2 separate regions of the Homo sapiens genome follow, and region 1 is linked to region 2. A link is a contact called in ENCODE Hi-C or POLR2A ChIA-PET data. All regions are on one chromosome and are shown on one strand. Each heading gives the region's core, a stretch centred on a gene start or an enhancer-like site at or near the end of the contact. The rest is flanking DNA. Distances are from core to core; before and after follow the strand shown.

The links. Hi-C counts contacts between places; a loop is a spot of excess contacts on that map. ChIA-PET counts read pairs that join two places held with the same protein, here RNA polymerase II (POLR2A). Pooled maps may share reads with other maps.
Region 1: a pooled map shows a loop between it and region 2 (4-fold over the local background). The contact joins the promoter of ABHD17A here to the promoter of TMEM259 in region 2. A Hi-C loop is called at or near these places in 1 of 37 single-sample maps with no recorded cell type and 1 of 50 pooled maps. POLR2A ChIA-PET finds 5 or more read pairs at or near these places in 1 of 52 experiments (H1).

The regions. Positions count from the first base shown.
Region 1 is chr19:1,881,955-1,888,124 of GRCh38, forward strand. ABHD17A (abhydrolase domain containing 17A, depalmitoylase) reads right to left here and starts at 3,542. Exons shown (of 5, transcript NM_001130111.2): 1 at 3,398-3,542. RefSeq lists a silencer at 2,807-2,954 and enhancers at 5,121-5,625, 5,626-6,131.
Region 2 is chr19:1,017,006-1,022,372 of GRCh38, forward strand. It overlaps TMEM259 (transmembrane protein 259), which reads right to left and starts at 4,118. Exons shown (of 11, transcript NM_001033026.2): 1 at 3,767-4,118. The coding sequence starts at 3,991. RNU6-2 (RNA, U6 small nuclear 2) reads left to right here and starts at 4,517; the gene lies at 4,517-4,623. RefSeq lists silencers at 1,402-1,621, 3,880-3,939, 3,970-4,039, 4,200-4,309 and an enhancer at 2,005-2,604.

The DNA.
Region 1 (6,170 bases), core at 2,292-4,791, 860 kb after region 2:
AGGCACTGCACCCTACAGCTCAGGGGACCCCAATTCAGCCCCCTCTCCACAGGATGAAGGAACCCCCACCTTCCCTGAGCTGGCGATCACCACCTCTTGCCATGTGAGTACAGCCATGGCATGCGGGGCATGCAGGGGATATGACCCCAGCCCCGCCCACACCCCCGAAACGCCCGGCTCCAGCACCAGGGAAACCCCATGCGCCAGGACTCGGTCCGCACTGCTGCCCACTCCCTCCCCCGGCCCATCTCTGCCACCCTATGGGTGACGGGCCGCTGAGGCAAGGACAGAGCTCGAACTGAAGGGACCCACGAGGGACCCGAACAGGCCCCGCTACGTGAGCGTGCACAGGCGCCGGGTCCCACCGGCCTGCGATGTCTGGAGACAGAGGAAATACAACAAACAAAGGCTCTAGAAACAAAGGCAGGATACATCCCAGGCTCCTAGGGCCCCCAGAGCAGCAACAATGGCTCTTCTCTGTGCTGGAGCCAGGCCTGCTGAGGGGCAGGGGAGGTGGGCTGGCGTCAGGGGGTCCTTCTCCACCCCTGACTTAGGGTTCCGTGACCGTGGGCGAGTCCCTTGCCCTCCTGAGGCCTCAGCATTCTCATCTATAAGTGCAGACACCACACACCCCACAGGAAGTCAAGTGAGGGGGGAGGGGAACGAAGGTGCCTGATTGAGAGTGGAAACTCGGACCTTCTTCCTTGCTGCAGAACGTCATGAAACACATTAAGTCGACAACAGCTAAGTTGCTAAAGCAACCACAATAGTGTAAGGACCTGCCAACAGACAGACGTGAAGAAAACACGAAGGTCTGAGACGTCTATCTACCGACCACGCTTCTCCTTCAGACTGGAGCGAGGAGAGAGACACGCTCACAACTCAATTTCAGCAGAACACCCTGGAATGCTTGGCTTTTGGGTCACAGCATGAGAAAACCGTGGGGCCAGGAAGATGAGGCTCAAAGGCAGATGTGGACACAGATGGACATGCAGGCAGCTGCAGGCGCCACAGACACGGCTCGTGGGGACACCCTCACTACCAAGGAGCAGCCTCAGGCCCAGAAACACACCTGCTCCCTCAGGACCTGATGTGAGACCCACGTTCCTGTGAGCCGGACTCATGGGCACACGAGGAGGAGAGGAGAGAGCTCTGAAAGCCAGGGTGGGGCAAGGATGGCATCCCAGTGCCCCCAGACTCCCAGGCGGAAGGCAAATCGCACATGCAAGCACTTTTCAGCCGGGAGGTGGACTGTCAGGCTGGTTCTGCTTCTCAGATGGAGGCGAGTCTCCCTCCTGGAGACACCTGTCAATGTCTGGACACAGTTTTGGGTGTCACCACTGGGGACTGGGTGGAGGCTGCTTAGCACCCTGCAGTGCCCAGGACAGACCCACCCCAAAGAATGATCAGGCCCAACATCCACAGCGTCGAGGTTGATGTCAGCTTTTCAACATATTCTCAAAGAGGTCCAGGCCCTACCGGTGCTGCCCCGCTGGTGCTGGGGACTTGGAGGGCCCTGCAGTTTAGGTGGCATCATGCAGCTGGGTCCTGAGAGCCCAGTGGACAGCAGCAGGCCCCTGGAGACCCCGGAGACGAAGGGGCACACCGAGGTGGCCAGGGCCCCACTATCCAGGCCAGAAACAAAGATGTTATCCTTGACACCTCCTTCCACCCACTGGATCTGAGCCGGTCCATCACCAGCCCGGTGGCTCTGCCTGTCTCCCATCAGCCACCGCCCGGTCCCTGCCTCCATCACCTTTCACCAGAGCCACAGCAACAGCCTCCCTCCTTGCTGATCACCTGCTCCAGGACATTCTCCCCCAGCAGCCAAACAATCTTTCACGACACAAATGCAATGGAGCCGCTTCCCTCTTGGGGTGTCCTGGGGGCCTCCCATTATTCCCTGGATAGAGATCAAAGCCCTCCCCACAGCCTGCCAGGTCCGCATTCCGGCTCAGGCCGACCTCTCCAGACTCACTCATCTCACACCCTGCCACTCCTGGCTCCCTCAAGACAAGCCAAATTGCCCCTTCCTGCCTCTGCTCCTCTGCCAGGAACTCCCTTCCCCAACCTCACTAGACAGCCTTGCCCAACCCAACCACCCTTTGCACCTCACTGCCAACGCTCTCAGAGTCCTCAAAGCTGGGACAGGACCCCTTACACGCTCTTTCCACAGCTTGTATTTTTCACACGTTTGGCCAGATCTCCCCCCACCTCCAAACCAGAAACTCTATGAGAGCAGGACCATGACCTGCCACTCACTAAAGGAATGGGCAGGTGGTAGGCAGCACAGAATTAAGGAGGAAGCACAGGAGGAAAAGAATCCCCAAGGTCCGCCAGCTTTGACAGGGAAGGGAAAGTCTAGTCTCCTCTCCTCTCCAGCCACAGGTACCTGGAACCTCCCTAGTGTCACTAATGGGCGTGGACTGGGGAGTGCAAACCCAGACGCCTCACTCACTGGGCACACACCCTTGACACCCTGAATCCCACCAATTCCGTTCCCACGCACTTAACTGGGCAACCCTCTGCAAGCTAGAGGTGTTCTGAGGACCAGCAAGCAACCGAGCAGCCAAAATACTGGAAGATGACCTACATATGGGAGACGGTGACTGCACCTCACTCAACCAGTCAGGGTGGGAAACCCGCCTGGGGGGAGGCGCGGCCATATCAGAGGGCAGACAAACGGGCCAGGTGACAGGGGGATGGGACAGAGGGACAAGCAGGAGCAAAATCCGAGGTGACAGAGCAGGCTCCTGGCTAGAGCAGACCCTGGGAGGAAGAAGTGAGCAGAAGGGTCCTAAGAGAGAGCCTGGGACGGGTGAGGTCGCGCCCCCGAGAGTTTGCACTTCATCCTGGGAGAAATGGCGGGGCCGCGAAGAAGTCCCGAGCAAGCGATGGACAACATAGGAGAAGGGCTGCATCCCGGAGAACGGACGCGAGCGGAGGCCGGGAAGCCCGCCCAGGAGTCAGGGTGGCAGGAAGAAGCCTGACAAGGGAAACAGCGACTGGGAGCTGGTTGGGAAGCAGGGCTCGGGAGGGCCCCTGGGAGCTGCCTTGGGGGGCGAGAGGCCGAAGCGTTTGTCGGACTGGGGGCAGTTTCGGGGCAAAAGAGCGGAATCCGCGGCTCGGACGGGTGCTCCCCGAAGGCAAGGGCCGCGTCCGCAGGAGGGTGGGAGCGCAACCCACGCCGGAGGGCTGAATGGATGGGGACAGGGCTTTCCCAATCACAGACGCTCATCCGCGGTCCGCGCCCCTGCTCTGGGCTCCTCGGGCAGGACCCGCGGAAGCCCTGGGACTGCAGGGGTCTCGGGGACGTCCAACCGGGCTGTCAGGCCCTCGAGGCCCGGCCCGGGACCCCGCGCGGCCGCGCCCGCCCCCGCCCCTGCCCGGCACTCACCACCCCGGCCCGCGCCCCCGGGCCCCAGGGCCGCGCTCCATGGCTCCCGGCCGCCCGCCCGTGCGTCCGTCGGTCCCTCCGCACCCCTGCCCGGCCTCCTGCACCGCCACCGCCGCAGCTCCCCCCACGGACGGAAGTGAGCCTCGTTCTCACCACCGCCCCGGAAGTGACGCGAGGAGCGCGCGGGGCGGGGGTCTGCAGGCACAGAGCGACCGCGCGACTAGCGTCCTGGGGGCGGGGCTGATATGTCGAGGGGCGTGGCCTGCTGCTCTGTGGGCGGGGCCAAACTTAGGTTTCATTCACTTGGGGACCCGGAATAGGTTGAGGCCAGTAAAGTTCTCGCCTGGAAAACAAAATTTACAGGGACGCCAAAAAAAACTCAGACATCAACATTTAGAAATGTTTTAAAATATTTTTCTTTATGAGATGGAGTCGCGCTCTGTCGCCCAGGCTGGAGTACAATGGCGCGATCTCAGCTCACTGCAACTTCTGCCTCCTGGGATCAAGCGATTCTCCTGCCTCAGCCTCCTGAGTAGCTGGGATTACCGGCGCCCACCACCATGCCCAGCTAATTTTTGTGTTTTCAGTAGAGACGGGGTTTCCCCATGTTGGCCAGTGTGGCCTCGAACTCCTGACCCCAGAATCCTCCTGCCTCAGCCTCCCAAAGTGTTGGGATTACAGGCATCAGCCACCGCACCTGGCCTCTTTTTTTTAACATAGAGTCTACTCTGTCACCCAGGCTGGTGCCATCATAGCTCACTGCAGCCTCGACCTCCCAGGATCAAGTGAACCTCCTACTTCAGCCTCCTGAGTAGCTAGGACTATAGGCACAAGCCACCATGACCAGCTTATTTAAAGTCTTTATATATTGCTCATCAGAAATTCTTTTGCATTAGTTTTTAAAATATTACATTAGGCCGGGCACGGTGGCTCATGCCTGTAATCCCAGCACTTTGGGAGACTGAAACAGGTAGATCACCTGAAGTCAGGAGTTTGAGACCAAGCCTGACCAACGTGGTGAAACCCTGTCTCTACTAAAAATACAAATATTAGCCGGGCATGGTGGCACGCGCCTGTAGTCCCAGCTACTCCGGAGGCTGAGGCAGGAGAATCGCTTGAACCCGGGAGGCGAAGGTTGCAGTGAGCCAAGATCGGGCCACTGTGCTCCAGCCCAAGTGACAGAGCAAGAAGACTGTCTCAGATAAATAAATAAATAAATAAATAAATAAATAAATAAATAAATAAAACTATGATCACTCCACTGCATTCCAGCCTGGGCGAGAGAGCAAGATCCTGTCTCTTAAAAAAATTTCATTATGGGCTGGGCGCGGTGGCTCACGCCTATAATCCCAGCACTTTGGGAGGCCGAGTCGGGCAGATCATGAGGTTAGGAGATCAAGACCATCCTGGCTAACACGGTGAAACCTCATCTCTACTAAAAATACAAAAAGATAGCCGGGCGTGGTGGCGGGCGCCTGTAGTCCCAGCTACTCGGGAGGCTGAGGCAGGAGAACGGCGTGAACCCAGGAGGCAGAGCTTGCAGTGAGCTGAGACCGCGCCACTGCACTCCAGACTGGGCGACAGAGCGAGACTCCGTCTCAAAAAAAAAAAAAATTGCATTATGGCAGGGCCTAGTGGCTCACGCCTGTAATCTCAGCACTTTGGGAGAACGAGGCAGGCAGATCACCTGAAGTTAGGAGTTCAGCCTGGCCAACATGGTGAAATCCTGTCTCTACTAAAAATACAAAAATTAGGCCACCCTGGCCAACATGGTGAAACCCCATCTCTACTAAAAATACAAAAATTAGCCGGCTGTTGTGGCGCGCACCTGTAATCTCAGCTACTCCACGCCACTGCACTCCAGCCTGGGCGACAGAGCAAGACTCTGCCTCAAAAAAAAAAAAAGTAAAGAAAAGAAAATGGAAGAAGGTTACTGGAGAATCTCAGAGCGTGGTCAGGGCAGGCCTTTCTAAGGAAGTGACAGGGACAGGGGCAGAAAGGGCTGCAGACACCAAAGGGGCCCAGCCTGGAAGTGTGAGTGTGAATTGGTGGGAAGCCTTGCTTTTCAGGCCTTCTCTCATATGTGCCTTCCCCCCAGCTTTCGTGCCTTTTCCAGCTCAAAATGCTCCTCCAGCCTGCAGGCAACCGCAGCCCCCGCTCCGTCCCAGGGACTCTCATCTTAGCTCCACTGTTCTGAGATAAGCCTGAGGCTCCTGGGCCAATCCTGCCCCCAGGGGCTCATTCCTCAAATTCAGGACACAGCTGCCAGGGAAGGAATCAGGCTCAAAAGACTAGAGACTTAGAGATAGCCCAGGGTTTCTTTGCCTCATTTTCTTTCCTCTTTTTTTTTTTGGTTGTTGTTGTTTTGAGACAGAGTCTTATTCTGTCACCCATGTTGGAGTGCAGTGGCGCGATCTCGGCTCACTGCAACCTCCACCTCTCAGATTCAAGCTATTCTTCTGCCTCAGCCTCCCGAGTAGCTGAGCTAACAGGCACCCGCCACTGCACCCGGCTAATTTTTGTATTTTTAGTAGAGATGGGGTTTCGCTATGTTGGCCAGGCTGGTCTCGAACTCCTGACCTCAAGTGATCTGCCAGCCTCGGCCTCCCAAAGTGCTGGGATTACAGGCGTGAACCACCGCACCTGGCTGCTTTGCCTCATTTTCTGATTTTCCGGTGTTGTTGGACCTCTGGCGCCCCTGCTCAGGACTCAGCTGCCTGGGTCTCCCTGGGGCTGTCAAGAGCTGCCCCAGCGTTCCCCTGCCTCTGCTGTC
Region 2 (5,367 bases), core at 2,868-5,367:
CCCCTCTTCCCTGACTGAGCATGACCAGAAAAATGCCCCACTGGACAAGGCCCGTTGCCGCCAAAGCCTCAGCTCCCCTTCAGTCTCCCACCACAAAACAAGGAGCAGGCACCACCCAGCCAGACGCAGGCTCATCCCGAGTCCCGGGTCCTCCTCCCCAAGACCTGTCTGTCATCAGCCACCCTGCAGCAGCCACCTCACCAGGCCCGGCCCTGAGCCACACGCCCAGGCAGCCTCGTCCACGCCCACAGTAACCCTCCCCAGGGAGCTCACCTGCAAATGCTCCCATGGGCCCCTGGCCACCCTCTGCCCGCAACCTGGCTCAGCCACTCGCATGCCCTGGGTGGTCCAGTCCCCTACACTCCATGACCCTGTCCCTGACCCAGGCTCCCCAGCAGGCACCCACATGCTCCAGCCCCACGGCCTTCCCACACGCTCTCCAGCTGCCTGGACACCCCACCCCATCCCACTGGCTGTGGCTCACCTCCAGGAGGCCCTGCCCACCCAGCACAGGAGTCACCCCACCCCTATGACCCTTCCTTCCTCCGGGTCAGCCCACACACGGCTGCACCCACAGGAGCACCTCCCCCAGCCTGGGGCCGTGCTCACCGCCTCCTCCAGGAAGCTTCCTGGATGTTCTGGCCGAGGCTCTCAGGGCACCCCAACACTCGGCCACTGGGTGGGCCTTTCCTTTCCTGTCTCCCCACAGACCTGGAGTGCCAGGAGCAGCCTGCCCGCTCTCTGGGTATTTGACTGACCCACAGACCGACGGACACACAAGCCCGCGGAGCCACACTCTCCTCCCAGGTGGGACACAGAGCCCTCAGCCCCAGCCAGGAAACACTACCTGGGGCTCCCCTTTGTCCACCCGGGGTGCTTCCTGCCTCCAGGCCACCGGGGCCTCTCCTTCCACTGCAGCCTCACAGTGGCCTCAATGTGACAGGTCCCCCATTCAGAGCAGGGCCCCTGGGGTCTCACATACCCCGTCTTTAATCGTCACGACCCCACAAGAGGAGCCCCATTACTCCCTGTGGCTAGGCGCGGGCCCCTGCCCATGTCCAGGGGTGCTGAGTCGAGACCCCTTCACCCTGTGGGCATCCACTTGGTGGTCACCTGGGTCCAGAGCCCAACCGCACAGGTGCAGGCACCCAGTGCCCCAAGATGGACAGTCTCTGCCACACTGGGCTCAGGGCCATGAAGGCCAGCAGAGGTGGATACTGAGGCTGGATGGAGGTCTCCCGAGGGCCCCTGGAACACAGGCCCCTGCCGCCTCCTCTCTCCCCAGCACCTGGCACTGCCTGGCATTTCCTAAAGCCACCCAGGCATGGATGAGGGACCGGGGGGCTCCATGCTGGCTCAGAGCTGGGAGATCCTGGCATTTCCTAAAGCCACCCAGGCATGGGTGAGAGCTGGGGGACTCCATGCCAGCTCAGGGCTGGGAGCTCAGCTGCACAGATGCCACAGGATGAAGCCACCTTGAAGGGATCATACCAGGGAGGACCTGGCTCTCTGCAGGGAGACCCCCGGAAGCCAGGCAGGCAGGAAGCAGAGGAGCCTTCTGGAACTCAAGGCAGCCTCTGAAATCAGGCAGTTCCAGCCTGCACTTTGCAGATAAGTAAAAGTGAAGGCAGCAGGGTCAGATTCTGTGCCACCAGATTACCGGGTGGAAAATTCACAAAGAACAGATTTCCCCACCCAGGCCAGGCATGGTGGCTCACGCCTGTAATCCCAGCCTTTTGGGAGGCCGAGGCGGGCAGATCACCTGAAATCAGCAGTTTGAGACCAGCCTAGCCAACATGGCAAAACCCAGTCTCTACTAAAAAGACAAAAAAATTAGCCGGTTGTGATGGTGGGCACCGGTAATCCTAGCTACTCCGCAGGCTGAGGCAGAAGAATTGCTTGAACCCAGGAGGTGGAGTTTGCAGTGAGCCGAGATCAAACCACTGCACTCCAGCCTGGGTGACAGAGCAAGACTCCATCTCAAAAAAAAAAAAAAAAAAATTCACCACCCAGAGATCTCACAGTCCAAAGCCCTCTGCTGAGAGAGGAGGGATTGGGGTTACTGAGAACCTCCCAAGAGTCTCCACCCTACACAGAAGACGGGGAACTCCAGCTCTGGCCCAGCCCCATCTGACCACCTGTGAGTGGTATTGGCCTGGAGATGGAGCCGGGTAGGCTTGATCCCTTTCCAAACCGGGACATGGTGGGACCAGGGCCCAGGCGACAGGGATGCACCTCCCAAGGAGGCTGAGCTCCGTCGGGGGAACCTGGCCTGGCACCCAGCACACACCCTCCACAAGCCTAAGGACACAGTGGCTCCATCCTGTTCCCAGGCTACTCCATGGAAGGAAAACCCACGTCCACAGACCAGCCTCCGTCCACAGTTTCAGGCCCCGTCTGTGGACCCCAGAGCCGGGAAAGGCCGCCTGCCTGCGTAACCCTTCACAGCCCTGCTCAGGTGCCTACTGAGGCGACCATGCCACTCTGGGGGGCTGCAGGGAGGAAGGTGGGAAGGATGATGGGCTGAGCTCTGGCCTGGGGAGGCACGGATCTGGAGGCTGGGGGGCCTTCCGTGAAGTGGCAGCAGGCTGGGACCCACACCCAGGTCCGCAGGACGGCCAAGGTCCAGCTCCACTTGCCGAGCCCAAAAAAGCAGCCAGCTCCTGACCAACCTGTGTCAGGCTGGGAACTTGCCCACGATCGCAGCCTGGCCCGCCAGCATCGGACCCCTCTTTGCAGGCTAGATCCAAAAAGCTCACGGCGCAACTTCAGCAGCCCCCAAGCCCCGGCGCGGCGGTGTTCTGATGCAGAACGAAAACGGCCACGTCCCCATTTCGCCAGGTGGCCCAGGACCCCGGCCAGCTTGTTTTCTGAGGGGCTGCAGCTGCTACTGAGCCCCTCTTGTCACCCAAGCAAGACTCCTTCTCAGAGGGAGTCAGGCCGATGCCTGTCCTGCACGGCTGAGACCTCTGCCATCTGAGGAGGGCGGGAGGGGGACAGAGCCCAAGACGCGGAGGCCGGTGCCTCATAGGGGAGGCACGGGCGACAGACCCACAACCTGAGCTCCTGAAGCAGGAAGGGAGTGGGGACCCAGCGGAGGAAGAGGCCGGGGATGGGGTGGTACGCTGCTGCCGGTGACTTTGCCGCTAACCCTAGCGAGGTGACCTCAGCTAAGTCACATTCCCCTGAGGCTCAGGAGCGGGGAACGCAGCTGAAAGGCTACAAGGAGGGAGAGAGGGGAGTGGGGAGTCGACTTCCAGGACAGGGGTTGGTCCGAGGGAGACCTGCGTCAGGCTGGGTTCTGGGCCAGCACATTGGGAGGGGAGAGAGGCCTCGGAACTGAGGGTCTCAGGCGGCACAGTCAGGGGTCAAAGGGCGGGAGGTGCTACCTCGCAGGCCAGGACCGGACTCCAAGCCTGGGTAGGTGGGGACCTGGGAAAGGCGGTCGCCGGGGACAGGATGGGCCCTGGAGGGAGCTGACAGTGAGGTTTCCAGAGTAGAGAACAGCGGCTTCTAGTGCAGCGGGATCCGGCCTTCCCGGGTGGACGTCCCCGGGCGGGATGGGGTCACGAGACGGTGTCCCTGGCCAATCCCAGGGTCAGAGGTCGCGAGGGAGAGCCCTAATCGGTAGGGCCGGGTATAGGCCTCAGGGTGCAGGGTGGCGCTCGCTGTCCCCAGCGGGGCCAGGGGTCGCGGTCGGAGGTAGCAGACTTGGGGGTCGGGACAGCCGCTGGGGTCAAGGGTCGGGGGTCGGGGCCGCGGTCACCTTGAGCAGCACGAAGAACTCGAAGAGACGGCGGAAGGCGGGCGGGAAGAGCCGCGAATAGGTGACAGCCATCTTGAAGAACAGCGCGTGGAAGAGCCGGTCGCGCACGTTGATGAGGGGGTTGGGGTTGAGATTGGGGGTGCGAGGCCCGCGCGCGGGGGCCGGGCCGCCGCCGCCGCCGTTGGGCCCGGGCCCCGGAGCTGCGGGCTCCACGTGCTCCGACATGCCTCCCAGCGTCGCGCCCTAACGACCCGCAAGTGTCCGAGGGCGCCTCCCGGCCGCCATCGGCCGCCCTCGCAGCCGCCGCTCTCCTCACGGCCTCCCGGCCGCCGCCGCCATCTTCCGCTTTCTCGTCCGGCTGCGGCGCTGCTGACGCTAGCGAGTCGCCACGCCGGGCAAGAGCGGCCCCCCTGCGCCCGCAGAGAACGCTGGGATGCCAGCGGCGCCCGCGGAGGCCTCACCCCCTACCTCGGCCGCTCCAGGGGGCGGGCCTGCATCTGGGCCACCTCTTTTGCATATTGGCACCCACAATCCACCGCGGCTATGAGGCCAGTATAAGGCGGTAAAATTACGATAAGATATGGGATTTTACGTGATCGAAGACATCAAAGTAAGCGTAAGCACGAAAGTTGTTCTGCAACATACCACTGTAGGAAATTATGCTAAATATGAAACCGACCATAAGTTATCCTAACCAAAAGATGATTTGATTGAAGGGCTTAAAATAGGTGTGACAGTAACCCTTGAGTCGTGCTCGCTTCGGCAGCACATATACTAAAATTGGAACGATACAGAGAAGATTAGCATGGCCCCTGCGCAAGGATGACACGCAAATTCGTGAAGCGTTCCATATTTTTGCTGTAGTCTACAGCTCGTCACCTCGTTTGGCTTCTCTTGCCCGGATCCTGCCATGACGTCACAGGGCCAGTAACGTCATAGTCTTCCCGTGTCCATCTCCTGTGGCGCCACTAAGGTTGGCGGTAGAACAATCTGGCAGTCTCTACTCCTGCGTGGCGCTGTGCCACCTGCCCCCGTAGCTTCGCGCAGCAATGAATAAATAAGTGCTCTTCAGGGGCACTTACTGAGTGCCGGCTGCGTACACAAGAGGATACTATGGTTTTTGGGTTTTTTGGTTGTTTGTTTGAGATGGATTCTCGCTCTGTCGCCCAGGCTGGAGCGCAGAAGCGCGATCTCGGCTCTCTGCAACCCCCGCCTCCCGGGTTCAAGCCATTCTCCTGCCTCAGCCTCCCAAGTAGCTGGGATTACAGGCATGCGCCACCACTCCAGGCTAATTTTATATTTTTAGTAGAGACGGTTTCTCCATGTTGGTCAGGCTGGTCTCGAACTCCTAACTTTAGGTGATTTGCCCGCCTAGGCCTCCCAAAGTGCTGGGATTACAGGTGTGACCCACCAAGCCCGCCAAAAAAAAGTTTTGTGTTGTTTTTTTTTTTTGAGACGCAGTCTCACTCTGTCGCCCAGGCTGGAGTGCAGTGGCGTGATCTCGGCTCACTGCAACCTCCGCCTCTTGGGTTCAAGCAATTCTCTGCCTCAGCCTCCTGAATAGCTGGGATTGCAGGCTTCCGCCACCACACCCGGCTATT